Regions from separate parts of the Homo sapiens genome. Here region 2 is linked to region 1. Evidence: read pairs that join two places in POLR2A ChIA-PET (ENCODE). Cell type or tissue: MCF 10A. All regions are shown on one strand. Each heading gives the region's core, and the rest is flanking DNA. Links, peaks and the distances in the headings are about the cores only. Region 1 overlaps LINC02539 (long intergenic non-protein coding RNA 2539). Region 2 has its middle 55 kb from the start of TNFAIP3.

Region 1 (17,614 bases), core at 5,557-13,556:
CCAGTATGCGTTGACGAAAGGATGTGCTCTTTCTGAGGTGCAATCCATCTTGCATCCAATAATCAGTCTGTAATATTTTGAAATAGAACATGTTTAGTTCTTTCCTTATCCTTTGTAGAAAATCTGCCCAATGCTTTTGGAGCCATGGTGTCATGTAGAGGAAATGTCTCGCTCCTGCCTTGTAAATCATTTTTCCCCTTATTTTCTTCCTCTTTCCCAAATCGGATTTTTTTTTAAGATGAGTGAAGACAATGAGAAAAAGAGAACTTAATGAAAAGGAAACCATGGATACCAGTTTATGATAATACTAGCCTTATTTTTTAAAAAGGAAAACAATGAAGTTGAGGCAAATTGGATAATAAAAAAATAAGATATATTATCTAAATAGTAATGTTTATGTGTTCTCTCCAGATTAGATAGTTAAGCCATGTATTTAATTTGTTGAGTATTTTGTGGTTATTGCTCTGTTTGTAAAAATGATTGTTGGCTTAAACTCTCATTCAGAAGAGAAACCCAGGGGACATTGTAATAAATATGTATTAGTCTTAAAATAGTGTTTAAACATTAGATCTGATAGTTCTTAGCAGGGCTCTGGTGTTATAACCAAAGGTTAAGCCACAACAGAATTAAAAATATGCCTTACATAAGAAATTTTTTCTCAGGGGCTTATATTTTGAATCTGTTTTCAATGAGCAGAGAAGGGAGATACTGAGAAATGCATTTTTGACTGGGAGAAGTGAAGGAGACACATGGAAGGAGACAGGAGATTATTTTCTTTAAAAAAATAAATCACAAAAAAAACCCCATTAGTAATCTGAGATTGGGCACTATGAGTACCATTGCTTTTGAGACTCTGCCAATAGAAATTTTTCTAAACTAGTTTTTTAAGTGACAAAAATTATATATATTTATCATGTGCAACATGTTTTGAAATATGCATACATTGTGGAATGACTAAATCGAGCTAATTAACACATGCATTACCTCACGTGTGTGTGTGGAGAGAACACTTAGAATCTACTCTCCTAATTTTCAATAACACAACCTATTGTTATTGACTATAGTCATCAGTTGCACAATAGGTCTCTTGAACATTTCTCCTATCTAACTGAAATTTTGTATCCTCTGACCAACATCTCTTTGTAAAAATTCAACAGGAATTTTTGGTCAGAGGTCCTTGGGAAATCGACCAGGCTCCTCCCTGTTCCACATTTCTCTTTAATAGTAAGTGCTGCCTGCCATAGAATCGTTGAAGCCCTTCCTCCTCCTAGAATTGGAAAGCCATTCTGGAGAAAGAGTCAGGATCTAAAGAAGAACTTGGTCTTGCTCAAGGCGGTGCAGAGTGGGAAACTGAGTTATATCTTAGTCTCGCTGCCTCTCTTGCCTCATCCTTGTCCTAGCCCTGAGAGGTAACTAGTGTTGTTGGAGAGCTCTGAGATTTAGGCAAAACAGCGATTCGATTTGGACATCTCCCAGGCCCATGCGTGGCTGGGAGCTCACACTGGCTCAGGGGCGGCAGCAACTCCAGTAAAGAGAAAGTACTAGTTCTATGCCTCAACCTCAACTGTGCAAAGTGACAGTTTACCCCTATGACTAACATGCTCTTAAAACACCCAAAATGCACCTGCAACTGATTAGATCTCCCAGAGTTAGCCCAGGCTGATCCACCTGCCTGCTCAAGCAGCTGAGAATTTGTTTTCAAAACTGTGTGGTTTGACTCTCTCTCAAGAGGCTTACAGATGGCTGGCTTGCTTTTCAAATAGATTTTCTGTGGTCCATTCTCTCTAATTCTGACCATCTATCCCCACTCTCCAGGTCCTGAGATCCACCCTTCTGTTCTGTTTGGTGATCAGGCAATGACTCCTGACCTTTTGCTCCTTGATCAGAATGCCCAGATACTAGATCACAGCTGGGCTGTGTCTTCTGCATCAAAGGAAATGAGATTGTTCTTATAAAGATTTTAGAACCTAGGTGTCTTGACTGCTTGGATTTGGCATATTTAGATAAGGCTGTTTCCCATCCTCCCCAGGCATGGCTCCTTCCTCTCCACGCCCCAAAGCACCTCGATTATTTACTGCTTTCTCTGGCCATATCCACAGTGCAGGGTTTACACATTTTGTCCTCATGAGATTATGGACTCCATGAGTCCAGGGACAGTATCTTATTAGGCATTGGCCTCTGCAGCACTTAATCCAGCGCCTGGGACTTCAGAAGAAATTCGTAAGTGAATGAATGAGTGAATATTGAACGTGTAACTATCAAAGGGAATTCACGGGAACTTTTGTTTCTCATTGGACTGGAAAGGATTCTTCTTAGTGCTCAAGCATCTCTTTTGTTGGCCATTGAAACTGCATTAGGAAGACATTGTATTAACTGAGGCATAGCCAGAGGAACAGATCCAGAGAAGAGACATTGCCATGAGTCAAACCTAGGTACTTTTTTAGACAACAAAGGGTAACACCAGAGTTAGTAGTAAGGTAGACTAGACAGACTACCTTATTACAAAAGCATAAAATGAAGACATAATTGTTAGTTGTGAGCATGTTGCTTTAGAATATAAGTGAAAATGTTGGCAAATTGTATTTATATTGGATAAGATCCTCAGACTATTTTCCCAAATATATTGTCACATTTTCATGACTCAATATAGCATATCCGTGGGGTTGACTCAGGAGTATCATGATGTGGTAGAAAGATTCTTACCTCAATATGTACCTCCACCACTATCTTGTGGGTGGTTTTTGAATGAAGCATTTAAGTGCTCTGGGCTTAATTTTTGTTATAGAAAACAAATAGAATAGGTGAAGTGGTGCCTCGGCCTTTCAAAGTGCTGAGATTACAGGTGCAAGCCACTGCGCCGGGCCAAAATATTAATATTAGTTAGAAATTAATTAGATACTGTATATCACAATGATGTTCTCATCACGATTTGCTGAAAAACAGTTTGTAAGGGCTGATAGGAGGGGACTACTTCTCTCTCCAGCCGTGAGAACCCCAGAAGCCTTTATTTACAACCCTGGAGGGAAAAGTGATAAACCCATCACAAGGAGGAAGTAGGGAAGAGAGCTGGAGGGGGAAAGCAGTCATTCATATTTGATTTCTTCCACGTAATTGTTCCTCTACCATGACCCATAGAGCCAGGAGGAAGTGTGGAGGAGACAGAGATGAGTTACCAATGTATTTGAACAAACTGAAATGCACAGTTCCCTGTCCTTTCTGTCTCCCGTTATTACCCCAGTGTTCCCAATTGTGCAACAGCGTGACCTTACATCAGACAGAAAAAAGAGGGAGTTTGGCAATAACGTGAGAAAAGCTTCTGATGCAAACATAATTCCTTTTGCTTTACAGAAACATATAAATTATGTACAAAAATTATTTATGCTCTAACTTGAGCATTCAGTTCCATTGATACACAGTATATGCTACCAACGTCTGCTAAAAAATAAGATTTTGCAGGCTTTCTAAGCTTGTTTAATAATGAGGAAGATGGTAAGGCTTGGCTTTTCCCTGTAAGAATGCTGAAACAGGTTCGGATAAAAAACAAACCAACACAAATCAAACAACTTTCTCTTTCCTCTGTGTTTCTCCTCTTCCACAGCTTTGGATTCTTCCAGAATACTTGTTACCTCAGATTAGGGTGGGATGCCTTTGAGATAGCCCCACACGGGGTAAACTAAGCTTTTGATGGTTTTATATAGCAGGCCCTGGGCTAGCTGTTTGCATGCATGATCTCATGATTGCCATGCAAATATTTATATGCGATGAAGTCTCCTTGATTGGAGCCATACTCTTATCTTCTTGTCCATCTCTCCCTAATTATGATGTGTCATGGGAATTTTGCAACTAATTCAGAATTTTTTTCAGAGGGAACCTGGGTTCTGCATATGCTCTTTGTGGATAAATTCTCCCTGAAATTCCAGAAAGTCCAAAATTGAATTGCCTGGTATATGGTTGCCTTGGCATATGATCTGTGAACAAACTGGTTTTATCTGGTGTGTTGTTTAGAGTGTCAATGAGGTTGTATAGTAGGTAGCAGATGTAGGAAGAAGGCAATTTGATGAATGGCAGCTATAAAATGAAACAAGGAAGGAACATCACTAAATTTGTGTTCAACTTACTTCTGCCATTTGAGGGGCCCTAGGTTGGAAGTGACAACAAACTGATAGGGTCAAGGAAATGGATTGCTAAGTTTAGAAGTGTCGGCCGGGCACAGTGGCTCATGCCTGTAATCCAAGCACTTTGGGAGGCCAAGGCGGGCGGATCATGAGGTCAGGAGATCGAGACCATCCTGGCTAACACGGTGAAACCCCGTCTCTACTAAAAATACAAAAAATTAGCCGGGCGAGGTGATGGGCGCCTGTAGTCCCAGCTACTCGGGAGGCTGAGGCAGGAGAATGGCGTGATCCTGGGAGGCAGAGTTTCCAGTGAGCCGAGATCGTGCCACTGCACTCCAGCCTCGGTGACAGAGCAAGACTCCATCTCAAAAAAAAAAAAAAAAGTGTCAAGGTTGACTAGAGTTCTTTCTGAATAAAAAAAGCTTTACCACACCATCAGCATTGACTGAAAGTGGAAAAGAGACAGAATTGGACAAGTGCCCAGAGAAAAATGGATTTTGTACATACTTTACAAGCTAATATAGACCATTCCTTGCAAAACCCCTCCTTTGAGAAGAATCACACATGCTCCTCCATCCCCCTGATTTGATTTATTTGTATTGTCTTAACAATTTCTCTTTCTTTCTTCCTTTCTTGCTCGCTCATTTGCTTGCTTGCTTGCTTTCTTCCCTTCTTTTTCTTCTTTTTCTTTCTTTTCTTTTCTTTTTTTTTTTTTTTTTTTTTTTGACTGGGTCTCACTCACTCTGTCGCCCAGGCTGGAGTGCAGTGGTGTGATCTCAGCTCACTGCAACTTCCGCTTCCTGGGTTCAAGCAATTCTCTTGCCTCAGCCTCCAGAGTAGCTGGGACTACAGGCACGTAACACCAAGCCTGGCTAATTTTTGTAGTTTTAGTAGAGACAGGGTTTCACCATCTTGGCCAGGCTGGTCTCGAACTCCTGACCTCAGGTGATCTGCCGGCCTTGGCCTCCCAAAGTGCTGGGATTACAGGTGTGAACCACCGTGCCCAGCCTTGTTTAACAATTTCATGATGCATGTTATTTCTTATTACAATGTGTTCCCCGCCCCTTTATTTCTCTTGCGGAGTCCAATATGAAGAATTGAAAAGAAATGTGATATCTCAACTTTTCATTAAGTCTCAATCCTAATGCCCTGTTTTTTGTTTGTTTGTTTGTTTGTTTAAAGCTATGAAAACAAAAAGTACCAAGTCTGTGCCAGGTTCTTTTTCATTTTGTTTTGTGTCTGTGTGTGTGTGTGTATGTGTGTGTGTGTGTGTGTCATAATAATGAGTGACTTCATATGAGCTTCCAGATTCACTGGTTCTGGCAGAAAGATATTTGTACAGCTGTTTCACAAGCTCTCTCCTGATTAGCCGAGGTAGGGCATCCAATCTACAGTTGTGGAAAAACAACATTAGCTGAAATAGACATAACACCTACAATTTTTTTTAGTGTTGTTGCTTTCCCCAAATGCTTGTTCAGCTCTTAGTTATCTTTCAAAACTGCTCAGGCGTTGCCTTCTCAAGGAGCCTTCTTTAGCCACACTTCTTACTCCCTCTCCTCCCCTAATGCCTCATTTTTCTTGTACTATTTCTAGACTTTGCATATTTCTACATTGAAACCGTCCTCTGCATTCTGTTTGTCTACCTCTCCTACCAGTATGTGAATATCTAGAGAGAATAGATGTGATTTTGCTGGTAGCCCTCCACCTAACAATGAATGGCAAAGAGTAGAAGCCAAATAAGTGGACTTTTACTGGACCTGACTGCAGTCATTTTTATAGAGTGTACCGGCAGCTCCAGAAGCATACTGTCCTCTTGATGCAGGATATCTGCCATTGATGTTTTATTTGTTTTCTGACTCAGAAAGTTTCTTCAAAGCCAGTTCCGATCTATTATGAAATATCCTTTTTGTGAGCCACTTCCCATTCCATCCCTTAACACAGATATACACATGGCCCAGGCAGAGTGTTTCTTTGTGGGTTCTAGGCAGTGATGGGAAATGAAAATACTACATTGCATGAATTCTAAAACAAAAATTTTTTTCTACTGCTTCTTGAATTGAAATTAGGGAGTATTTCACAATCAATGACATCTTATAATTATGATTAGCAGTGTTTTTTTTTTCTTTTTGAACAGTACCTGAAATAATGTGTCTTATCATTGATGGTATCTTAAGTACTCATAAAAGAAATCTTACTGGTAGCCAGCGCAGCCCTGCCAGGTTATATGTAAATTCGGGATATGTTCCAAGTGCTACATTAAAAATAAACCAAAACAGAAACAGACTTTGTAAAATAGAGTGAAAGAGTGAGCCTTGAAGGATCAGAGGGCAAGTTTCACATGCTATTCATTGTTCTGTCCCTGGCATCTGATCTACTATGCACATGGCACATATTTGTCACTTAAAACACAAAAATAATTGCTAACAGTCTTTGAGTCCTTACTATGCAGAGGTCACTGTGTTTTAAGTATTTTTCATATGTGAGCTCATTTAATTCTCAGGACAACTCTTTGAGTGGGTTCAGTTATGATTCCATTTTTCAGATGCATAAAGTCCAGATGAGGGTAGATAGATGACTTGCTCTGAGTCCCACAGGTAGCAAGTAAATGGCAGAGCCGTGCTGGATCCCAGGGCCATTTGACTTTAAAGACAACGTTCCTATGTTCTGTGCAGCACTTTCTCCCTAATGAATATTTATTTTAAATAAGTGTTATTTCTACTGATTTTGATGGCTATTTGCTTGGGTCCCCCACCCCCAGTTTCCATTAGTCATTAAATGCTTATCTGAGATTAATATTTAGATAAATATTGCTAATTTTTAATAAACAGTTCATTGGAAAATATTTTCTTTATTTAATGTTACAGGCGAAATCCTATCAAAAATAAAACTCCTAGCCAGGTACGGTGGCCCATGCCCGTAATCCCAGCATTTTGGGAGGCCAAAGCGGGAGGAGTGCTTGACTGCAAGAGTTCAAGACCAGCCTGGGAAACATAGCGAGACTCTGTCTCTACAAAAAAATAAAAAATTAGCCAGGTTTGGTTGCACACACCTGTAGTCCCAGCTACTTGAGAGGCTGAGGCAGGAGGAGTGCTTAAGCCCAGGAGGTTGAGGTTGCAATGAGCCCTGACCACACCATTGCACTCCAACCTGTGTGTCAGAGCGAGATCCTGTCTCAAAACAAAACAAAACCAAACAAAAAACTCTTTAAAAAGCCATTTGTGATTATGATGGTGTTGTATTTCATAGAAGAGATGTTGTTGAGATAAATTTTTTTATAAGTAGGAAAAAATGCAATCCCTATTTTGGAGAATTGTCACCCTTGCGTTCCCTGTGAGAAAATAAATGAAGTTCAATGGGCTTTATTAACCTCCTCTATTAGGGCTGAGATGTCTTTTTTTTCTCAACACCAAAAACCTCAGGCATAATCTTAAGAAGTCACTGATGAAATTGCACTTCAGATACAAAAGATTCTGTTAGACCAGTTCACTTTTTTCTCTTTTCATTCATTGCAGAGGGTCAGAACTAGAGGTGGTGGAGTGAACGCCGCACCAGGCAATGGAAGAAGCACTGGCCTAGACCAAGCTTGAGCGTGCACCACTGTCACCTGGAGGGCTTGTTCCAACACGGATGGCTGGACTCACCCCCAGAATTTCAGATTTATTAGGTCTGCACTGGGCCCTGAGAATGTTTATTTAAAACAAATTCCTGGATGCTACTGGTTCAGTTGCCACACTCTGAGACCCGCTGGCTTTGAGCTTAGAAGATGTGGGTTTGATTCCTGGATTCCACAGTTTACTAGCTGTGAGTTAGAGAATTTAAATTACTTACCTGAGTCTTGGTTTCTTATTTGCAAACTGAACTGTAAACTATTTGTTCTACCCATTTTATAAGACTTTTGTAAGGATAAAATAAAAGAATACATATGCAAATTACTGAAAAACCTGTCACTGTTGTTATTACTAGTATTATTGTGAAAGAAGCTGTAGATTTATGTCAGCCCCAGACAGGAGTTGACAGAACCTTCGAGTTGCACAAGGCCTGCTGGAGCACTTCAGAGAATTCCAAATGAATCTTGATTGCATTGTGGAATGTACAGCACTGGGGCCCTGGGGACCAGCATGGAATGTGAGTAAAGACAAGATAGGTTCTATCATCCTCCAGACCTGCAGATGTGTGTTCAAATCCTGACTCCATGGGGCTTGACTCTATCCCATCTGGAAAAATGGAAATAAAAGTGCCTACCTTACTGGTTTATTGTGAGGACTATTTGAGATAATGTATTTAAAGAACTAGCACAGTGCACGGCACATAGTGGGCACTCACTAAATATTAGCTCTTAATATAGTTATGAAAACTAAACCCAATGGGGAGAAAATGCAAGGCCATCTTGGTAATACAACTGTATGTATTATGAGGTAGCCAGGTCTCTCAGCCCAAAAGACCATATTCCAGGGCCAGGCATGGTGGCTCACGCCTGTAATCCCAGCACTTTGGGAGGCTGAGCTGGGTGGATGACTTCAGGCCAGGAGTTCGAGACTAGCCTGGCCAAAATGGCAAAACCCCCATCTTTACTAAAAATGCAAAAATTAGCTGGGTATGGTGGCACACACCTGTGGTCCCAGCTACTCAGGAGGCTGAGGCATGATAATTACTGGAACCTGGGAGGTGAAGGTTGCAGTAAGCTGAGATTTTGCCACTGCACTCTAGCCTGGGTGACAGAGCAAGAAAAAAAAAAAAAGACCATATTCCAGTGCTGCTGCTCTGAGAGAGCAGGAGCAGTTAGACTCACTGACCTCCCACGTTGCTTCCAAATGAGATTTTAATGTCAGCACAAAGCAAACGCATCTAGTCAGTTGCCAGCAACCAGGGCTGTTTTCCCCAGACTTCCCTTATGACTGACAGCTACACCATTCATTTCTTTGCTATGACCTACCTTGTAATTATGAAGCAACACTTTCTGGAATTCCCTAGCAGGCAGAGCACTAACAATAGAAAAATTGAAATTAAATGGAGATCAGTCCACAGAGCTCTTCATTTTCCCTTGGATTATGTGACAGTGGAATCAAGCCTAAACTAGACAATGCATGACAACACAATGAGCTCTGCACTAACAAACGCCAGATAAGCTCCAGCAGTCTGCTTTCGGTGGGTGGAAGTTCCAGGCTTGCAAAACCCTGTAGATAATAGAAGCAACAACTGGAGCACAATTGCTGACCCAGTTGCCAAATCTGATGCCATGTCATGGGGCTGGAATGCAGCTCAGTGCCATGCTGGACAGACTTTTCTCTTATACTACATGCTGATCAGAAGTTATTCACCCGGGCTGCATGTCTTCTTGCACATTACATGAACTAACACTTTGCCCGTTCATCTTGACAGCACAAGAGATACAGATGGGCAGGGTGTCCTTAAACATGCCTGCCTGTTCCTGTGATAGTTAAGTGATTGACTCAACAAAAATGGAAGAGAATTTGCTCAACTTTGATCCTTCTCTCTTCACTGGGTTTATGCAGGCTAGGTGGGTCACAGGACAGGTGAGGAAATGTGAGGGTGAGGCATTTCAATGTTATCTGATAGCACCAGTTGCCTCTCTTGACATTCCTTGCTAGCAAATATGAAAAATGCAATACCCTATATGAATATGCCTAATATGTCATTTTCCCCTAAGAAGGGAGAAGTGAGACTCTAACTATTATTATTAATTTTTCCAATGGAAATCCTCACTATGATTGCAGGATAATGCATCATCCATTTTGTAGACAACTTATTTTTTCTGATTTGATGTAAACTTTTGACTTTCTGCCCTTCTCTGCCCAGTTACTTCTAATTCTGAAGACTTTTTTCTCACATTCTTTCATGGTTTCAGTCTCTGCGGCCCTGACATCCTTTCCATATAATTCACCGCCAGATTTCCTGGTGACTTCCAGATTCGTAATCTTCTGGTGTCTTCCATTTGGATGAGCTCTGTCTCAGCCACTCCCCAGGAGGCCACACCTTATGCTTGGTCACAACTCAGATCGACTCCACTTTCAGGACGGCACATTCGGAAATCCCTTCCTTTTCTGGCTCCCTCCTTCCCTCTTTCTGCTTTGCATTTCATCTTAACTGAGACCTCTACTGCATGACTTTTATCTGGTCACCTACTCCGCCAATGCATTTGGTTTCATTCTTCTGCATCAGTCTGAACTCATTGGTCCATCATTCAGTTCAGGATCACCTACAATCCTCTTCTGTGATCTCTCTCAAATCTGTCTTTCCTTCCATTCCTGCAGGTGCTCTCTAAGACACTTGCAAGGATCTCCCACCCAGTCTCCTTATCTTCCAATCTGCTCTACTCTAATCTATATTAGTTACCCCTTCTAGGAGGATCATCCTGCTTTTAAAATGCCAATAAAGCTTTTCCAACTCTTATCCTCCAAACCCCTTCTACTTCTCCCTCCAAGTCTCGCTCCAGCTCTTTCCTCTCCTTTGAAATGCTCTTTCTCATCTCTGCCTGAAAAATACCATCTGTTCTTTCTAAAGACCATTTCCAATAGCATCTCCAGATTCCTCAAACTTTACTTGACCCCTTCTTGGTGTTATATGTCCATGCTAGCTATAGTGGTTTATATATTTGTTTTATCTTCTCTGCAGTGTGATCAGTGGAAGGTTCATGAGCTCTGGATTTAGAGAGAGATCTGGTTTAAGTTATCAGTATTTACCAGTTGTGTGATCTCAGGCAAGTCACTCCATTTCGCAAAGACTAAATTTCCCCATCTGTATAAAGGGATGATGCTATCTATCTCATGGGATTGTTAGGATTAAATGAGATAAAATAACCGCCATATGAAAGCCACTCAATAAATATCACTTCTTCTCTTTTTCCCCATTCCGTGCATCCTTGAGGTATGAGATTATTTCTACTCATTTTGTTTCCTTGGAAGGGCAGCATTGTTTGGCGCCTAGTAGGCTATTAATAAATAATTACTGTATTCATGTATTCATATCATGTGTCTTTGCTTTCCTGTTAAAAGTTAGAGCTCCCGAGACAATGTATTTTTCATTTGCAGTTCATTTCCTATTTAATTTTGGCAAGTTTAAAGAAGAATATTCTTTATATATTGAGCAGATAGTTAACAGGTAAACCTAGTGCCAACAATTCTGTCTTGTCTATTGAGAAAGACTAGCGGCTATGTGGTCTGTGTCTGGCTTGGAGTTAAGGAGAAGATTTTTTAGTGTGTGTGACAAAAACTCAGTCATAATAGTGATATTTGGGAAGCTCCCTTTTCATCTTATTGAATCAATATGACCCAATAAGATTGTGGCCAATCATGGTCCTCTCCCAGCTTCATAGCCAATAGGAAATGAGCTGGGAGCACTGATTCACATCCTTGTGTGTATGTGTGTGGTGGGGCTTGGTGGGGGGGAAAATGATTCCTGTTACAAAATCTAGTGATACTACAGTATTCCTGGCTAAAGAAGTGCTTCTTTTAGGAAAAGCTAAGCTTCAAGCTAAATATGTTTGTTTAAAGTATCATGATGTACAGCAAAGATTATTGAACTTGGAGTAGTGCAGAGGCTTGGACTCAAATCTCAGCTCCACTACACTATCAGCAGTGGAACCTCATGCATGTTACTTGGACCTCTTTCACTTGTAAAAGGCAAGAACAATACCCACATCACAGATTGTTGTAGGGATGGAAGCCATGCTTATGAATGCACCCTGTAGAGTGCATGGCATTTACAGAGAAAGCAGTTCACAAATGTTAGCTTTGGAATGCCAAAGTGTATAGAGAACTTCTCATAAAAGAAAGATCTAGTTTACTTTGCAGAAATGCAATAGCAGGCATTGTGTTATCATCATCTGTGTGACAGTTTTTGTGTGTCAACTTGGCTAGGCTATGGTGCTCAGATGTTAGGCCAATAGCAGTCTAGAAATGGCTGTGAAGGTATTTTTTAGATATGACTAATAGTTCAATCAGCAGACTAAGCAAAGCAGATTAGTCTCCATAATGATGGTGGGTTTCAGCTAATCAGTTGAAGGCCTTAAAAAGAAAAAAAGAAAAAAATCTGAGGTCCCCTAAGGAGGGGGGACCTCTGCCTCCGGTCTGTCTTCAGACTAGAACTGCAACATCAGTTCTTCTCTGAGTCTCTAGCCTGCTGATCTCCGCAAATTTTGACTTGCCTTCCCCCAAAATTGCACAAGAAAATTCCTTAAAATAAATCCCTATCTACCTATCAATCTGTCTATCCTGTTGGCTCTGTTTCTCTAGAGAACCCTAACTAATACAGCCCGTCTTGCTCACTGGGTGGTAATCGAATGTCAGGAACTGTATCTAACTCATCTTCACATCTCCAGTACCTAGCACAGTGCCAAATCTATAACAAATATTTATGCTTATTGAACTGCAGAGAATAGCAGCTCACATTCAGACACTATCTTATAAAAATGGTACTTGCACAGAAGGTTTAATTAATTCATCCCTCTACCTAGTTATTCATCCATCAAACATTTTGAGGGGAGCTTATTCCATATGACTGTGCTTGACACTGGTGATGCAGAGAGAAAAGACAGAATGCATTCTCACTATTTCATGGTGGCGTGAGGAGACAGTGCGAGTGAATGGGGCAGACGCAGGAAAGGAGGGTGAAGTGAGACACTGGGAATCTGTTTATCCAGGTGAGACAACAGGACAGCCTGACATAAGGGGGGACAATTGGGAAGAAGAGGAAGGGATGGGTTTAGGAGGTAGAAATAATAGGAGGGGAGAAACAAGGAGTGAGGCATCTCCCATGACTGCCTGGTTTCTGGTTAAGGTGTCTGGGAACACAGAGGAGGAACAGAGTTTCTCATCATCTTATCTGATCCTAACATTCCTCAGCATCGTACAACACAACCCCCTCATTTTAGGGATATGGATACAGAAGCTGAGAGAGAGCAGGTCTTTTGCCACCACCCTCATAAGTCAGGAGCTGGCAGAGTGAGTTTTAGAAGCCAAACGCGTGCTGTTTTGCTGAGTGTCCACTGTGGCCCACACAGCGGTGCCTGCCAAGTTCCTTGCACAATGGAAGGAAGGGAAATGAGCTCAAAGAGTCCCTGTTACTTCTGTGTGGTGCGGTTTCACTCTCGTGAGCTGTCGCATCGCTGACCAGCCTGCCATGCTCTCTGAGTGTCAACTGGGACCTGACCCAGCACCGGACTCATTCCATTTGGAAGATGGGTGTAATACCAGGCCTCAGTCCCCCATCTCTACTCCAGCCATGTTCAGCTGTGAGTTTACCATCATAACTTCCTGAATCTCAAGGGACAGCAATCAGATCCTTGCCAGATGGCTAGGCAATGGGATGCAATTTTTACATGAAATCACTGTAGACACTGTGACCAATGGAACTACCATTTTCATGGAGACCAGCTGAGCCCTGCTAACTGAAAATTCAGAGCATCTCCAGCCATTGTATCCAGTTGATGAAGTTGATGCTCTCCAACCATACCACATTATTTTGAATCCAAATTCATAGTTTACTTTCCAGTGTCATCCTGAGGATTGGAGGAAGGCACAGGAAATATCAGCGATTATCCTCCATTATCAGATTATTATATTTTTTTGTGTTAACATTTCTAGCGGTAAAATAGCTTGGAGAGGTTTAAACCATCTCTTAACCCACATTCTTTTGTAATTCTTTTTCAATTTAAAATCGATGATATCAATGGACTTCAATATTCTACTATTTAATCCCTTGTATAGATCTGCAATCTTTCAGCTGTTTATTTCACCCTGAGTTTCCAGTTTGGGCAAATAAAGAGTTGCCACCATGCACAGGTGACTCACCATGCACATGGGACTTCCACTATGATAGAAGGTCATGGTGTGCCTGATGGATTAGGCAAAGCTCCCCCACATTCACCTCCAGGACTTTCCTCTTTCCCTTGGGCACGTGCTTGCCATCTGCTGGGCTATGTGTTCCATGAGGTTAGAGGCTGTGGCTGCCATGTCCACCACTCTGTTTCTAGCACTGAATCAGGGCCTGGCACCCAGAAACTACAGAATAAATATTTATTGAGTGAATGCCTAGAGACTAATCATCAGCGACGTAATCATGTTATTTGTCCTTTTCTACAACAAATGTTTCTCAAAGGTCAGAAATGAGAAGATGAAACCAGGACCAACGTGGATTAAATAGAGGTATGACATAATTTCCTATTGTCTCCGTCCATCTGCAGTCAAGGTTATATTCACATCTCAGATCTTCATCAGAATGGCTTTCCCTCTTCTCTTAAAAGAAAACAGAAGAGTTCTGTGCAGTTAAGAGGTTGAATGAAAAAAGGGAGGGAGGGTTCAGAAGGAAAAGTCCAAACATCCTCTTCCCCATGGAAATAATGATAATAGGAATAATGAGAAGGCTAAATTATTTGCTTACTATGTGGCACTGCACTTTATTATTTAATTAATCCTCATGGCAAGCCTATGAGGTAGATAATATCATGCCCAGTTGTGGGGGAAAAAAAGGGGGGAATTTAGAAGAATGTAAATAACTTGCCCAAGCTGGTAGGTAGAGAAGCCGGAATTCCACCCCAGGTCTGTCTGAGTCCAGAGTTTAACCACCAACCCTTAGCTGGTTTGAATATTTAAGGGCAGGGTCCAAGTCTCATTCATCTTTGTTTAACTCATAGCACCTGGCCTAAGGTCACACCTGCCACGTGGAAACAGCAAATATTAGTTGATTCAAAAGTAGAGCTAGTCAAAGGCCCTGGGATAGGGTTACTTTACTGGAAAACAGGGCATGCATGAAAGGAAATGTAAAAGCCAACCAAGAAAAAGCAGAGTGGCATAAGTGGTCTTATATCACACCAAAGACAGAGGTTAACCTTAAATGTGTTTGGAATTCATAGCATGAAGTTAAAAAAGTATTTTGAAGCGGCTACACTGTAAGAATGATAAATCATGGGAAACAGCTGGAAGGATCCTGAAGTTCTTTCTTCTGACTTGTTCTTTTTCCAAGGACTGTAGATTCCTTAGCTTAGGCCAGCTGGGGTGAGTTCTTGTTGGTGTGTGAGTATATGGTTTTCACATGTAAAGCAAATTTAAGACTCGGTTATGATAGATTTGTGCTGTGTTTGTGCCCCAATCTTCAGGCCACATTTCTACTGTGCTGTCTTAGCCAGCTTCTCGTGGGCAGGGCTGTCAAGTCAACTCCCAGACTTGGTGGGTTGTCCGCTCTATCAGCCTCCTTCAGAATGTTCGTGGTGGCACCTCTAGATCCTTCTCAGAATGCTGTCTCATTTATTTCCTGACAGTTAAAGAAAACTTAAGAAAGTGAAAGCTTACATGAGAAAATGAGTAAGCACTTTTAAAACAGAACTATTAAGCTCACTTTCAATGTTGCTAAAGTTCGCCCTTTTTAGACACCTTTAAATCCCTAGTGCCCAGACAAATCAAATGCCTAATAGGGCTTGCTTCCAGTGCGGTCTACAAGGACACTTTAAAAAAGGTTGTCCAGGCCGGGCGTGGTGGCTCACGCCTGTAATCCCAGCACTTTGGGAGGCCGAGGCGGGCGGATCACGAGGTCAGGAGATCGAGACCATCTCGGCTAAAACGGTGAAACCCCGTCTGTACTAAAAATACAAAAAATTAGCCGGGCGTAGTGGCGGGCGCCTGTAGTCCCAGCTACTTGGGAGGCTGAGGCAGGAGAATGGCGTGAACCCGGGAGGCGGAGCTTACAGTGAGCCGAGATCCCGCCACTGCACTCCAGCCTGGGCGACAGAGCGAGACTCCGTCTCAAAAAAAAAAAAAAAAAAAGAAAAAAAAAAAGGTTGTCCAGATAGAAATAAGCCGCCCCCTCTTCCATGCCCTTTATGTCAAGGGAATCACTGGAAGGCCCACTGCCCCAGGGGACAAAGGTCTTCTGAGTCAGAAGCCACTAACCAGATGATCCAGCAGCAGGACTGAGGGTTCCCCGGGGCAAACGCCAGCCCATCACCCTCACAGTGTCCCAGATATGCTTGACCATTGAGGGCCAGGAGGTTAACTGTCTCCTGGACGCTGGCACAGCCTTCTCAGTCTTACTCTCCTATCCCAGACAACTGTCCTCCAGATCTGTCACTATCTGAGGGGTCCTAGGACAGGCAGTCACTAGATACTTCTCCCAGCCACTAAGTTGTGACTGGGGAACTTTACTCTTTTCACATGCTTTTCTAATTATGCCTGAAAGCCCCACTCCCTTGTTAGGGAGAGACATTCTAGCAAAAGCAGGGGCCATTATACCCCTGAACATAGGAGAAGGAACACACATTTGCTGTCCCCTGCTTGAGGAAGGAATTAATCCTGAAGTCTGGGCAACAGAAGGACAATATGGACGAGCAAAGAATGCCCATCCTGTTCAAGTTAAACTAAAGGATTCCGCCTCCTTTCCCTAACAAAAGCAGTACCCCCTTAGACCCGAGCCCCAACAATGACTCCAAAAGATTTTTAAGGACCTAAAAGCCCAAGGCCTAGTAAAAGCATGCAATAGCCCCTGCAATACTCCAAATTTAGGAGTACAGAAACCCATCAGACAGTGGAGGTTAGTGCAAGATCTCAGGATTATCAGTGAGGCCGTTGTCACTCCATACCCAGCTGTACCTAACCCTTATACTCTGCTTTCCCAAATACCAGAGGAAATAGAGTGGTTTACAGTCCTGGACTTTAAGGCTGCCTTTTTCTGCATCGCTGTGCATCCTGACTCTCAGTTCTTGTTTGCCTTTGAAGATCCTTCAAATCCAATGTCTCAACTCACCTGGACTGTTTTACCCCAAGGGTTCAAGGATAGCCCCCATCTATTTGGCCAGGCATTAGCCCAAGACTTGAGCCAATTCTCATACCTGGACACTCTTGTCCTTCAGTACGTGGATAATTTACTTCTAGCTGCCCGTTCAGAAATCTTGTGCCATCAAGCCACCCAAGCGCTTTTAAACTTCCTTGCCACTTGTGGCTATAAGGTTTCCAAACCAAAGGCTCAGCTCTGCTTACAGCAGGTTAAATACTTATGGCTAAAATTATCCAAAGGCACCAGGGCCCTCAGTGAGGAATGTATCCAGACTATACTGGCTTATCCTCATTCCAAAACCCTAAAAGCAATTACGAGGGTTCCTTGGCATAACAGGCTTCTGCCAAATATGGATTCCCAGGTACGGCAAAATAGCCAGGCCATTATATACACTAATTAAGGAAACTCAGAAAGCCAATACCCATTTAGTAAGATGGATACCTGAAGCAAAAGCAGCTTTCCAGGCCCTGACAAAGGCCCTAACCCAAGCCCCAGTGTTAAGTTTGCCAACGGGGCAAGACTTTTCTTTATATGTCACAGAAAAAACAGGAATAGCTCTAAGAGTCCTTACACAGGTCCAAGGGACCAGCTTGCAACCCGTGGCATACCTGAGTAAGGAAATTGATGTAGTGGCAAAATGTTGGCCTCATTGTTTACGGGTAGTGGCAGCAGTAGCAGTCTTAGTTTCTGAAGTAGTTAAAACGATACAGGGAAGA
Region 2 (14,048 bases), core at 1,548-9,547, 85 kb before region 1:
AAAGAACCTTGCTGCTTCAGGAAAGCAGCATAATTTATGTCAGAGTGCTACAGGATTGAAATGGAAACATTTTAATTCCCGTGCCCTGCCCCCAAAATGTGGATATGTATTTTCCAAAACTGATGAATTCAACCTTTATCTAGAACTCAAATATAACGTCCCTCCCCAAGCCAAATCTTAGACAAATGTAATTAATATTCTTTTTTATTTTTTAAATTTTTATTTATACATTTATTTTTTTTAGATGGAGTCTCCCTCTGTCGCCCAGGCTGGAGTGCAGTGGTGTGATCTCGTCTCACTGCAAGCTCTGCCTCCCGGGTTCACACCATTCTCCTGCCTCAGCCTCCTGAGTAGCTGGGACTACAGGCCCCCGCCACCATGCCTGGCTAATTTTTTTGTAGTTTTTAGTAGAGACGGGGTTTCACCGTGTTAACCCGGATGGTCTCGATCTCCTGACCTCGTGATCTGCCCGCCTTGGCCTCCCAAAGTGCTGGGATTACAGGTGTGAGCCACCAAGCCCAGCCTAAAATTCTTTTTTTAAAAAATCTATAGAAATGTTTACCTCTGGGTGTGTGTTAGGGGAAAGGGGTTACGTTACAGGTATTTAGAATGTCCTAAGGTGTTGTAGGTTTATTAGCAAGTAATAGATAACAAGTAGCAGAGAGACCCCCACCTTAAAGAATACAGAGCCTCATCTCCAGCTCTACTCACCCAGTCCCATCTCCCTTACCTGCTCTTCTTTTCCTTTTCCCCACCATACTTACCCTCCTCTAACATGCTATTATTTCACTTATTCTGCTTATTGTCTATTTTCTGTCTCCTTCTCCCTGAGGACAGGGATTCTTACCTGTTTTATGCGCTAACGTATTGTGAGTGTCCAATACCATGTCTGGCACATGACAAGGCACTCTGTCAATATTTGTTGAGCTCAATTTAATCAACTCTCATCCCTGGAAAGAGCAGGGTTTTGATGAGGTGGGGAGTCATTCTGCTTAATGATGTCATGCAGGACATAGCTCTTTATAACTCTATTTTTTTTTTTTGATGTTGGCTCTATCCTAAGTCAGCCTCCTTCTGTGATTCCTAGATGACTCTTGCTTCTTATTCAAATACACCAAGAGGGAGAGAGGAACTTCGTCTTGTATTCCAAAGCAGAGATCCTGAGACTCACACTGAACAAATGGGCTTAGGTCACAGTCACTGTGGCCGGGGTTGATAGAACGTGCTGATGGCTTAGCCCAGGCCACGTGTTCCCTTCTTGCCACTCAGATGGAATTAGACTCTCAGGTATCATACGTATCCCCAAACAGAAATTGAGGGGCTGCTGGAGAGGGAAACATGGAGAATGGATGTCCACATTACTCGACAAGCAAGAACAGGTTAATCGGTTAAAAGTTTACCATTACAGGCCAGGCGCAGTGGCTCACGCCTGTAATCCCAGCACTTTGGGAGGCTGAGGCAGGTGGATCACCTGAGGTCTGGAGTTCGAGACCAGCTGACCAACATGGTGAAATCCCATCTGTACTAAAAATAAAAATATTAGCTGAGCATGGTGGTGGGTGCCTGTAATCCCAGATACTTGGGAGGCTGAGGTAGGAGAATCACTTGAACCTGGGAGGCAGAGGTTGCAGTGAGCCAATATCGCACAATTACACACCAGCCTGGGCAAAAAGAGCAAAACTCCTTCTCAAAAAAAAAAAAAAAAAAAAAAAAAGAAAGGAAAAGTTTACCATTACAAGCAAGCAAACAGAATTTGGAAAATCCCCTCCCAATTCTACCTAGTTTATGTCACTAGAGATGAGGTTAGACTCAGTTTAGGAGGCTAGACTGAGTTAATATTCTTTGTGGGACAAATTTGAGATTTCCTAAGCGTGGGAGGAATCTCCTAAGAGAATTCAGGAGAGAGCAACCAAACAAGATGCTGACCTTAAGAATCAAGAGATTGTTGCCTCTTCACTTTTCCTGTGGATATAACTTACCAGAGTTTACTTGGTGGGTACACCAGACACTGCTTCTTCTTCATCTCCAGGGATTTATTGTCCCAGTTAGGCAGCCACGTAGAGAGGCTGTGAGTTGCAGCCCGTGGCCAGGAACACAGGCGTTTCCCCAGGCGGCTCCTGCCAAAGTGGAGATTGTCCCCTAGAGAGGCCCACTCTGATAACTGGTTCCTCTCCATGCCCTTCCCCATCCCTGTATTACTAACCCAGTGCTCACCCCCTGGTGGAATACTGTTTAATTTGGCCATCCGTCATTCTATAATGCAGGGAATGGGTTGCTACCGGTAGGTCCTGGGAAGTGGTGCAGTTTCCTGGGTTATGCATGAAGTTGGCCTATCTGCCAGAGAGGGTAATTCCATCCCCAAGATCTTAGGCTCCTTTCTTCTTCTCAGCATAAAGGAAGCACTCTCATTTTCTAATACCTCAGCCTAAGAAAGTAATAGAGGTGATCATTATTTTCATGACCACAGCTGGCTCCTCAGAACAGTATTGTTCCTTTGGAGCAGCATTAATTAATCAGCCATGACACTCTCTGAGGATGAAATATGACCACCTTTCCATGCATGCTCTAGGCCCTGCCTGCTTTGCCAACTCCATTTCTCTCCCATTTCCCTCCCCGTTTTCCTTTCCATTTCAGTCACACTGGTCTTTAAGTTGCTAAAATAATCCAAAGTCTTTTCTTCCTTAGGGTCTGAAACTGCTCGGATTCAAATTCTGCCTTCACCACTTAGTAGCTGTGTGACAAGGGCAAGTTACTTAACCCTTCTGTGCTTCATCTTATACCTCTGTTAAGCAGGGTTAACAGTAGTTCCTACATAGGGTTGTGTTAGGATTAAAGAATATAACATGTGTAAAGTTCTTAGAATGTTACTGGGTCATAGTAATGTCTCAAAATATTAACTCCTCCTCCTCTTTGTACCACCCCCATCCTCCCCAATAAATTTCTTCTAAAAACCCCTCCCCTCCCTTTTTCCAAGTCTGGATTTCTAATATGTCCTATTAATAGTTATTATTATAAACTGTCATGAGCTTGGAGACCTTTTCTGACCCTCTGATCGAAAGTAGCTCCTTTGTTATTTTCTCTCACACCTCTCTGCCTGTTTCCTTCATAGCACTTATCTCAATTTGTGGTTGTGTATTTATTTGCTTTTATTTCTTGGTCATCATCTTTCTCCATGACTAGGCTGAAAATTTCATGGTCAGAGTCCTTGGCGGTTTCACTCATCCCTGTGCACGTTGTAGGCATCTACACAGAGCAGGCAATCAGTACATATTTAAGAATGAAAGCCTACCTCCTCTGAGCAGTCAGCAGCCTACAAAGGGAAACTGAAATTCTGAATTCGAACTCTGTAATATACTGGAGCAGAAGCCACATTGCTGGGCATCAGTGCTGGGTGTCCTCATTGTGGTTGGCATGAGGGGGTAGGGGAAGGAAGCGCTCCTCCTACTTAAAAGAGAATGCCGTGTCACTTGGACATCTGCAGCTTTCCTGAGCCTCAGCTGTGGAAGTACATGGAAGGGGCAAACAGGAGACACTGCTGGCCAGCCAGTGGCCAGGAGAAGCCATGGGCCAGCTTAGAGGAGGGATGTTATGCAGCAGTACCTGGGAGACACCTTGTAGGGACCTCAAGAAATATTTGAAAGATACCTTACAGGGTATTAAAGGTCCACCATCCCCAGGCTATGGAAAAAACCAGGGAAATTTGAGTTGGGGTGGTTCCTGTTATCTGTACAGTCTGGTAAGGCCAGGGGAAACTTGAATGACAGTATTCATACTATCATGGCCAGGACTCAACCCCGTGCACAGAGTTGACAGAGAGAAATATTCCAGTGAAGGCCCATACCAGTCACTGGGGAAGAAAGAACAGTTATCAATACTCCCATATCACTACCTGTGCAGCCTCCACCAGAGGCTTTGACCTTAACAGGCTGCAGGGAGTATTGGTGGGGAAAATGAATCATTTTCTTTCTTTTTTTTTTTTTTTGAGACGGAGTCTCGCTTTGTCGCCCAGGCTGGAGTGCAGTGGCGCGATCTCGGCTCACTGCAAGCTCCGCCTCCCGGGTTCACGCCATTCTCCTGCCTCAGCCTCCCGAGTAGCTGGGACTACAGGCGCTCGCCCCCATGCCCGGCTAATTTTTTGTATTTTTAGTAGAGACAGGTTTCACTGTGTTAGCCAGGATGGCCTCGATCTCCTGACCTCGTGATCTGCCCGCCTCGGCCTCCCAAAGTGCTGGGATTATGGGCGTGAGCCACCGCCCCCGGCCCGCTCTAATTAGTTTTGAGATTTCCAGCCTCCTCTAGGTGATGGCTGCTTGAGGCTGATTTTTATACTGGGTTTTAGAAATGATTCTCTACCAGTAACCAAAACAGCATGGTACTGGTACCAAAACAGAGATATAGATCAATGGAACAGAACAGAGCCCTCAGAAATAATGCCGCATATCTACAACCATCTGATCTTTGACAAACCTGACAAAAACAAGAAATGGGGAAATGATTCCCTATTTAATAAATGGTGCTGAGAAAACTGGCTAGCCATATGTAGAAAGCTGAAACTGGATCCCTTCCTTACACCTTATACAAAAATTAATTCAAGATGGATTAAAGACTTAAATGTTAGACCTAAAACCATAAAAACCCTAGAAGAAAACCTAGGCATCACCATTCAGGACATAGGCATGGGCAAGGACTTCATGTCTAAAACACCAAAAGCAATGGCAACAAAAGCCAAAATTGACAAATGGGATCTAATTAAACTAAAGAGCTTCTGCAAGCAAAAGAAACTACCATCAGAGTGAACAGGCAACTTACAGAATGGGAGAAAATTTTTGCAATCTACTCATCTGACAAAGGGCTAATATCCAGAATCTACAATGAACTCCAATAAATTTACAAGAAAAAAACAAACAACCCCATCAAAAAGTGGGTGAAGGATATGAACAGACACTTCTCAAAAGAAGACATTTATGCAGCCAAAAGGCACATGAAAAAATGCTCATCATCAGTGGCCATCAGAGAAATGCAAATCAAAACCACAATGAGATACCATCTCACACCAGTTAGAATGGTGATCATTAAAAAGGCAGGAAACAACAGGTGCTGGAGAGGATGTGGAGAAATAGGAATAATTTTACACTGTTGGTGGGACTGTAAACTAGTTCAATCATTGTGGAAGTCAGTGTGGCGATTCCTCAGGGATCTAGAACTAGAAATACCATTTGACCCAGCCATCCCATTACTGGGTATATACCCAAAGGATTATAAATCATGCTGCTATAAAGACACATGCACACATATGTTTATTGCGGCACTATTCACAATAGCAAAGACTTGGAACCAACCCAAATGTCCAACAATGATAGACTGGATTAAGAAAATGTGGCACATGTACACCATGGAATACTATGCAGCCATAAAAAAGGATGAGTTCGTGTCCTTTGTAGGGACTTGGATGAAGCTGGAAACCATCATTCTTAGCAAACTATCGCAAGGACAAAAAACCAAACACTGCATGTTCTCACTCATAGGTGGGAATTGAACAATGAGAACACATGGACACAAGAAGGGGAACATCACACACCAGGGCCTGTTGTGGGGTTGGGGGAGGGGGGAAGGATAGCATTTGGACATATACCTAATGTTAAATGATGAGTTAATGGGTGCAGCACACCAACATGGCACATGTATACATATGCAACTAACCTGCACGTGGTGCACATGTACCCTAAATCTTAAAGTATATAAAAAAAGAAATGATTCTCTACCTAGAAGCGAGCCAGAGAGAAGAAGTATTAAAAGCAAATGAGCAAATGCAGCTGAAAATGAACATGTACTTCATGGGAATTGGATGGAATTAAGCCAACGTGGATGAAATACACTTCATATCGTGAAAGGATAGATCTAAAAGTGGTGTGTTTGCCATGAGCAGTCCACATAGATATTTCATCTCAAACAGTGTCTTGATATTTAGAGATGAGCATTCTCAGTACTTAATGGAGGGCACTATACCAGGGTTGGCACTAACCCAGCCCATAACTTTTGAGCCATAGTCCCTGTAACTGTGTCATCAGCTGGTTTCATAAGAGAACATGCCTAAACCTGCTCAATCCTTGGCTGGGGATGCTTTCAGGAAAATCCAGGGTGCTGTTGAAGTTTTGTAGGTGACTCAGGTAGTGGAATTCTGCTTTTGAGTCAAGACAGAATTTTAGCTTTGCCTGGTTGGGGGTTTAGTCACTGGAACTAGCCCTCTAAGGTCATATTGAAGAAGGCAGAAAAATTGTCTACAGAATATGTTACCTTAAAAGGTGATTTCTTCTTAATTGAAAGATTCACAAGATTTTTCCTTATGATTCCACATTGATTTTAGTTGAAGATGTTATTACTCACCTCCTTTCTAGGAATAATAGGTTCAGCCTTAGAGAATGACCATCATATTTCCATAGTAATCCAGAAACAACTACGATGTCCAAACCCTATGACAGGGTCTTCCTAAATGAAAGCCAATGGAGAATCTTGGAGCAATTCATTCTAAATAATTGGTGAAGCTTTTCCTTAATAAAAATGCAGAGCTTTCCAATTTAATTCAATAGTACTAGATTCCCACTCTACATTACTGAGATTTTTAAACTGTTATAAAATGAACATTTGAAGAGCACCCATATATCACTAGGCCTTATGAGAAGAAAAAAAAAACCTGAAATCTTCTATTTAAAGAAGACATGTAAACATACCTACAAGTGCAGATCCAATTTCTCCAAAACAGGATGCCAAGAATAACTTCATTGAATGTTGTAAAGATACAACCCTAATCAATGCATATCCTTTTTTATTTGGGGCTTAAAAGTGCTGATCTAAAATGTTAATGGATACATTTATTTCTCCAACACAAATCCATAATATCACCAATCCAGAAAGATTGGCATAAAGAAGTTGGCTATACACATGCTAGTTATTATTCAGCTAATAGATGTCTGTGTCCTGTTTAGAATCCCCAAATGATCTGTAAATTATTACATTGAGTTTAGATTATTATTTCTATGTTTAGCCAACTTTTTATCCAAATACTGATTACTTTATTAGCATATTAAGTGGAAGTGTGTTAAGCCTGCTTGGGCCAAATAGTGAAACCCTGTCCCAAAAAAGAAAAAATAAATAATAACTAAAAACAGGCTAGGCATGGCGGCTCATGCCTATTATCCCAGCACTTTGGGAGGCTGAGGTGGGAGGATTGCTTGAGTCCAGAATTTCAAGGCTGCAGTGAGCTATGATCATGCCACTGCATGCCAGCCTGGGCAACAGAGCAAGACCCTGTCTCTAAAAAGAAATAATAATAATAAAAACAAACAAACCTAAAAACATCAGATGAGACAGGCTAGTGTTACTGTTCCTTTATCTTCTTTTAATGAGAATGAATTTAAGCCCCCACGTAGCAAAATAATATACAAGATATTTGCAGAAGGCAAAAGTGCCCTCCAGACTCCTCTAACTTTCTAGACGTTGTTTATTCTTGAGCCTCCAACTTCCCCATTATTTTGCTCCAATGACTTCCCCAATCCACAAAGTTTCCTTATTTGTATTTTAAACCCATCCTCTCTACCCTCATAGCTCCTTTCCTGTAATTTTGAAATTCCTTTTCAACTCTACTTGCATCATTTGGATTCCAGAGTACGCACTTGGTCACAACCGTTTGCCTTACAGAAGACATCCCCGAAATGTGGCTGAAAGGAAGAAGACCCTTGACGAAAGGGGTTGCCCGGATAAATGATTCATTGCCTAAAAGGATAGACTTTTTAAAATGTCATTTTTATTTTGGAATGTAGGAAACTGGTTTCCCTGTCTCTTGAAGCATCATCACAGAGGCATAAACTGAGGAGCAAAGCTTATAACTGAGAGGTTTTAAATGAACAGGGTAGGGGAAACAAACAATATCCCACCAGGAGAGAGGTCTGATAGCTCAAGTCTGTCCTTTCCTCTCCTGGTCGCCTCACACGCAGAGGCAGCCTCACTGAACGTGCTGTGCAGCAACGACGTGACTCACGGTCAGCTAACAGAGCAGGAAGTCACCTGACGACAGATGGGAAAGTCCAGAGTAGACTGAACGTACTTTTTAAGAAAAGGAAATAAAGAAGGCAATTTGTAGGGCTGTGTCACAAGGTTAGAAACCCCAATTATATTTGATAGTTCTGTGCAAGGCACTAGCCTGGGAATGCATTAATCTGTATATCAAGTAATTACTACCATATTTGGAAGCTAAGTAAGTAGGTCTCAGTCATTAAATAAAGAGCAGCATTCTTGATTGGAAGGATGAAATTATGCAATAATCACTGGCTTTGGTTAAATAATAAATTAATTTCTGGGGTCTTGGCAGGGACGGTCACATGCCGAATTGTGAAGCAGAACATTGGCTTTGTCAGTGTGGTTGTCCGCTTTGGGGAGTTCTTCCCTTTTCCCAGAGGTTTAGGGAGAGAAATTGAAGTGTTTTAGTTAATCAATAAAACCAGAAATATATGAGAACTTGTGTGCCAAGTCTGCAAGGGAGTATGGGGCAAATGGACAGGAAAAGATCCTTGAGGAGCTCTATCTAGTTGGGGGCAACAAGATGTAAGCATTTGGAAAGGTAAGTAAGAGTTTAAGAGTTGTTTCAAGGAAGAACATGATGGATTACAAAATAGCAATGTCAAGAGGATGTGTTGTGGGCATTCAGAGAAAGGGGAGTTTAGTGTGGGCAAGGTAGATAAGGGAAGTTTTTGGGCAAACAGTGGATCTAGAGCTATGCTACACTTTTAAAGCAGAAAGAATCTATAGATAAGTAGCAAAGTCCAAATCAGTTATCCTAGGAATGGCAGCAGGCAAGCAGATATTTGAATGGGCTGGTGGTGCAGGTCCACAAGTCTAAAGATCTGGGTTAATCTTTGTTGAGAAAGACTGTTGAACAAAGGTGCCTCTATTTCCTCATCTGCAAAATGGGTGCAAAATACGTCCAACCTGCCATCCAGGTTAAATAATTCTGTGAATCTCAGTGTAAACTATAACTCACGTAATAACCTTAAGCTATTGTTAATGGTAACGTACGTACGATGATTTTAGGAATATAATTTTGCGTATACAGATACTGCTTGACTTTAAGGACTAAAATGGTAATTTAAACAGCCATATATAGGTTATGAGGAAGAGTTCGAGGTAGGGGTGCTAACTGTAAATATCAAATTGCAACATGCAGGTGACCAATGAGCACTTGCATCAGCTTGCTCTGGGGTCTTGCTAGAAGCAGGATGAGGACATTTGTTTTTAAAATATTCTAACTAATAAAGGTATTTTCCTTTCTTTTCTCTTTCTTTCTTCCTTTCTTTCTTTCTTTCTTTCTTTTCTTTTCTTTCTTTCTTTTCTTTCTTTCTTTCTTTTCTTTCTTTCTTTCTTTTCTTTCTTTCTGTCTTTCTTTCTTCTTTCTCTCCTTCCTTCCTTCCTTCCTCCCTCCCTTTCTCTCTCTCTCTCCCTCTTTCTCTCTTTCCTTCTTTCTTTCTTTTTTTTTTTTGGAGTCTCACCTGTCTCCCAGGCTGGAGCACAATGGCGCGATCTCAGCTCACTGCAACCTCTGCCTCCTGGGTTCAAGAGATTCTCCTGCCTCAGCCTCCTGAGTAGCTGGGATTACAGGCACGCGCCACCAAGCCCAGCTAATTTTTTTGCATCTTTAGTAGAGACAGGGTTTCACCATGTTGGCCAGGCTGCAGGTATAATCTTTCTAAGGATCTTTTTGTTTTCTCTGGCTGTGAAGATTGTTTGCTCTCAGTGTCCTATATGAACATTACATGTTTAATCTGAACTTACGGAGCTTGCACATTGCATGGTATACAGTAAGAGCCTAGTATTGAATGGGGAGCCCATAATAAAGAGCACATATATTGAATGGGGACGTTTTCTAGATTTAAGACACAATCTGGTAATCATTGCTTTTAATTTGGGGAGTGGGAAGCATTTTTTTCTCTTAACATATTGATAGGAAACTAATTGATGTATTTGTAGTGGGGTCAAAATTCACACATATGAATCACATGTGCATAAATAAAAAATAAAGAAGTGCATCTTTATTTTCCTTCACTGAGCTCATCTTGCCCGGAGCCCCTGTTTTCATTGACAGCAGTGTCTTGACAATTTCCATTCTTGACAATTTTCTTGACAATTTCCAGTCTTTCTGGGCTAAAATAGTTCTTTGGGGGTAAATATTCAGTCCATTGAAAGTTGAAACCCTCTTCCAGGGCAGTTTCTCCCCTCCCAAGAGTTCCTCTCTTCCTCCTTCTATTCCTAGGTGAGAGAATTGTGGGCTGGCAGAGAGAGGAGGGGCTCTGACCTTGTGTTGCCCTCTGCAGACTCATGGCTTCTCCTGAGGAGCCTGCTCTCTGAGCTCTGCTGTACGCAGAGGAGTGATTAGCCCCATGCACCTCAGGTGCTGAGCTGGAGTTCCTGGCTGATGTCAGGGGCCTGCTTACACTGTACGTGTAGGCCTGGACTCTGCACCCTGTCCCCATCTACTCGGACGGTCCTACTTGCACCTACATCCTCCCTCCTGCCCCCACCCCATCCTCCTGTTGCTGTCTTATTTCTATATTGCAGCACGTGAGACCGTGGGAGTTGCCCCAGGCTGGTTCTCCAGTTCTAGATGACTGGAAGTCTGTGAAAGACTGGCTGTTTTCCTGGCTTACACTGTGCTCACAGATTACCCCCAGACCTCTCTGACTGCCCTATGATGGCCCTTCCCCATCTTCCTCCCTCTCATTCGGCTCCTTTCCACAGCCCAGGAAGGCTGCCGTGGGGCTGTCGTGGGGGAACCCTTCTGTGGCCAGTGCTGTCCATACCTACCCCTTGATCGGCCCCCAGCATTCAGCTCCTCAGACCACACAAGTGTCTTTTTAAATCTTTTTTTTTTTTTTTTCTGAGTAAAGCATGGCCTCTGCAGAACAGTGGTGTATGCTTGCAGGCTTTAGTCTACCTGTAATTTTCTAAGACCCATTTTTACACGAAGAACAGTAATGGCTCTCATTCTCACTGGATTCTGCCCATTAGTTCAATAGGTAATGACATATAAGACAATTAGGGAAAAGGAATCACCAGAAACAAATAAATATTTACTTAATGCCTCAAAAATGTTATTCCTGTTACAAATGTTTAAAGCATTTTGGTAGCTGTGACACATTTGTGAAGTGGGTGATGGTGACATCAATTCTTTGATTGGGAGGGGCTTGATCATTCATTCTACAACTTCCATGTTCCCAGGTTATGAGTCACTCACAAAATATTTATTCAGCAGCTATTTCATTCCAAACATGGGAGAAATAAAACCATGTTTCAATATCCTTGCATGTTACTACATGTTGTTAAACATGCTTCAGGTAAACTACCCTGTATAAAGATTAATGGGACAGGGATACAGGTGGACTTTTAGGAGCCCCAAACAGTGCAATAGCCTGAGAAGAAAGCGAAGTAGAACCTTGTAAGAGCAGTGCACCACAGTTTGAAGCAAGAAGTGAACAGTCTAGAAACAAAAGAAAAAGGGCTTTTCACCTGCAGGGACCAAAGCTGAACCCAAGAGGCTCTGGAGGAGCAACTGGATGGAAAGAGCGAGTCCCAGAGGTCCATCCTGGAAGGAAGGGTCAAACCAGGGCAAGGAGGGAACTCCCATACCTTGATGCAGTGCCAACCTTACCTACATTGAATCAGATGATTTTGTTGCTAACCGGTCCAATTTACAAAAGTATGTTTTTCTGCTGACTTCTTGGACTCTCACTGTTTTGCTTCTCGCCCTGCCCCTTGCTTTTATTTTTTACTTCCTTTGTTTTCTAGAACTGGTGAATATTCAGGGAGATTTGAATGGAGACTTAGAAAGCCTGAGAAAGTTAGAGCTGGGATTCAATGTCTTTGGACACGGTTATCCTTTCCACTTGGATAACCCATCGCAAGCAGTTCTAACAAAAACCATGCACATGTGACATGAAGTCTATACCTTTTCTTGCTTAGATACAGCAATGCTTCACCAGCCCATTGGGAAATACTAACTGACTTTCTACCAGCACTCTGTTAGTAAACAGGACTAATAATTTCATTCTGGTGATGTGAACCAGGTGCTAAACTTCAGTTGTTTCACTCACAATAGACCTAATATGGGGGAAGATATTTGTAAAGTTTGTGGTTTGAAAGTCTTCGTCACTTAATTGCAAGAAATTAATCATAGGCCTGTTAGTTACAATAGTCTGTTCTCGCATTGCTATAAAGAAATATCTGAGACTGGGTAACTTATAAGGAAAAGAGATTTAGTTGGCTCACAGATCTGCAGGTTGTACAGGAAACATAGCAGCCTCTGCTTCTGGGTAGTCCTCAGGAAGCTTCCAATCATGGTGGAAGGCAAAGGGGGAGTGAGACATCTCACATGGCCAGAGCAGAAGGAAGAGAGAGAGGGGCAGTTGTTATACACTTTTAAACAACCAGATCTCATGATAACACATGACCACAAGAATAACACTGAGGGGATGTTGCTAAACCATTTATGAAGAATCCAACCCTGTGATCCAATCACCTCCTACGAGGCCCCACCTCCAACACTGGGGATTACAATTTGACGTGAGATTTGGGCAGGGACACAGATCCAAACCATATGACCTGCCTTGTCCAATCCAGTAGCCACTCACTTTGTATGGCTATTTAAATTTAAATTAATTAAAATTAAATTAAGTGAAAAATTTAGTTCTTCAGTCACTCTAGTCACATTTTAAGTGCTCAATAATCACATGGGGCCAGTGACACTTTATTATGTTGGGCACACAGTATTGGGCAGTAGGGGTATAGAGAATTTACATCATTGTGGAAAATTCTATTGAATGATACTAGTGCAGATATTTGTGCAAAAGTACAGCTAGAGGAGAGGAATGGTTCAGGATCTTTTTTGTTGTTTTTGCACAGGTACCTTGATTCCTAGTCCATTCCTCTTGCACTTACACTGCAGTATCTTCTAAGAGTTGAGGAGAAGATAAATGATGAATGATGAGTTAACTGCCTCCAAATTAACACCAGATAAGTTATTTCCACTAAATAATTTTTAAACCTAAATAGACTAAAATTATTCCAGAAAGGCACTTCAACTGTGCTTGCACCAAATGATGGTATCAATAGTTTTGCGCAGTCAGTTTATGCCATTGAGTTTTTTCTCTAAGATGAGGTTTAGTTACAAAGATGCTTTAGGATCATTCTTTTAGAAGAAGTGTGTCATTGTGACAAAAATGTAGGTACAGATAACACAATGAAAATTATGAGAAAATGGCAAATGTTGCAGGGCAAACTAGATACATTGTTGGACAGTGGGAAATATTCTAAAGCACAAAGAATGAATTATGCAACCAGTGAAAAGCAACACATACATATACTGCTCAACAATCAGTAATAGAAGGAATAAAAATCTGATGAAATGGGGAAAAATATATCATATGTCTTATATATGCATGTGTGTGTATGTGTGTGTGTGTGTGTGTGTGTGTGTGTGTGTGTGTGTATCTCTATATATCAAATATATATATATAGAGAGAGTTGGGTCAATCGTAGCAAATGTGAGTGTCAGCCATACTCTTGAGTACATGCCTGAGGTCCAGGCCATTTCCCCCACTAAGATATAGCAAATCAGGCAAGAAGTGAAAGATTTCACAGCGACTTCCTGGAGGGCCATATCATGATAACCATCCAGACCCTTGCTAGACTGGCCTTCTGCCAAAGGAAAGGAAAGCAGGAGATTCCTGAAGGCCAAAGAACGCCCGCCAGGAACTGGGCTTTTGAGAAGCCGAGAGGTCAGATCAGCCTATCCTCACATTATTCAGTGACGTCAGCAACAATTCACTGGGGATTTTTCCAAGGTTACAAGCTTCCTATGATCCCTGTCTTGGAGACCTTGAAGGCAGCTTTTGACCTTGGCAGCCACGTAGTGGTGGAAAGTATTGGAGGGATCAGTGTCAAGGCTTTGCGTTTGGCTTGTGGTAGCAAAAATCAAATAGGGTCCACCGGGTCTCCCAGCCAAG

Evidence for each region. Peaks named below come from ENCODE experiments on the same cell type or tissue, not always from the same donor. Only the 100,000 strongest peaks of a DNase experiment are listed, where the experiment ranks them.
Region 2: POLR2A ChIA-PET joins it to region 1 with 30 read pairs; 14 of 35 experiments call an interaction of 5 or more read pairs at or near these places.

The regions. Positions count from the first base shown.
Region 1 is chr6:137,720,611-137,738,224 of GRCh38, reverse strand. LINC02539 (long intergenic non-protein coding RNA 2539) reads left to right here. Exons shown (of 2, transcript NR_121619.1): 2 at 7,628-8,055. Among named protein-coding and RNA genes, the nearest start is that of LINC02539, 9.6 kb to the left of the region's middle. In MCF 10A, for the core only: no CTCF peak of the experiment used is centred there; DNase peaks (open chromatin) are centred at 6,004, 8,144 and 9,294.
Region 2 is chr6:137,805,577-137,819,624 of GRCh38, reverse strand. No RefSeq gene overlaps it. Among named protein-coding and RNA genes, the nearest start is that of TNFAIP3, 55 kb to the left of the region's middle. RefSeq lists enhancers at 3,361-3,450, 3,781-3,830, 7,774-7,893, 7,924-8,183. In MCF 10A, for the core only: no CTCF peak of the experiment used is centred there; DNase peaks (open chromatin) are centred at 6,084 and 8,044.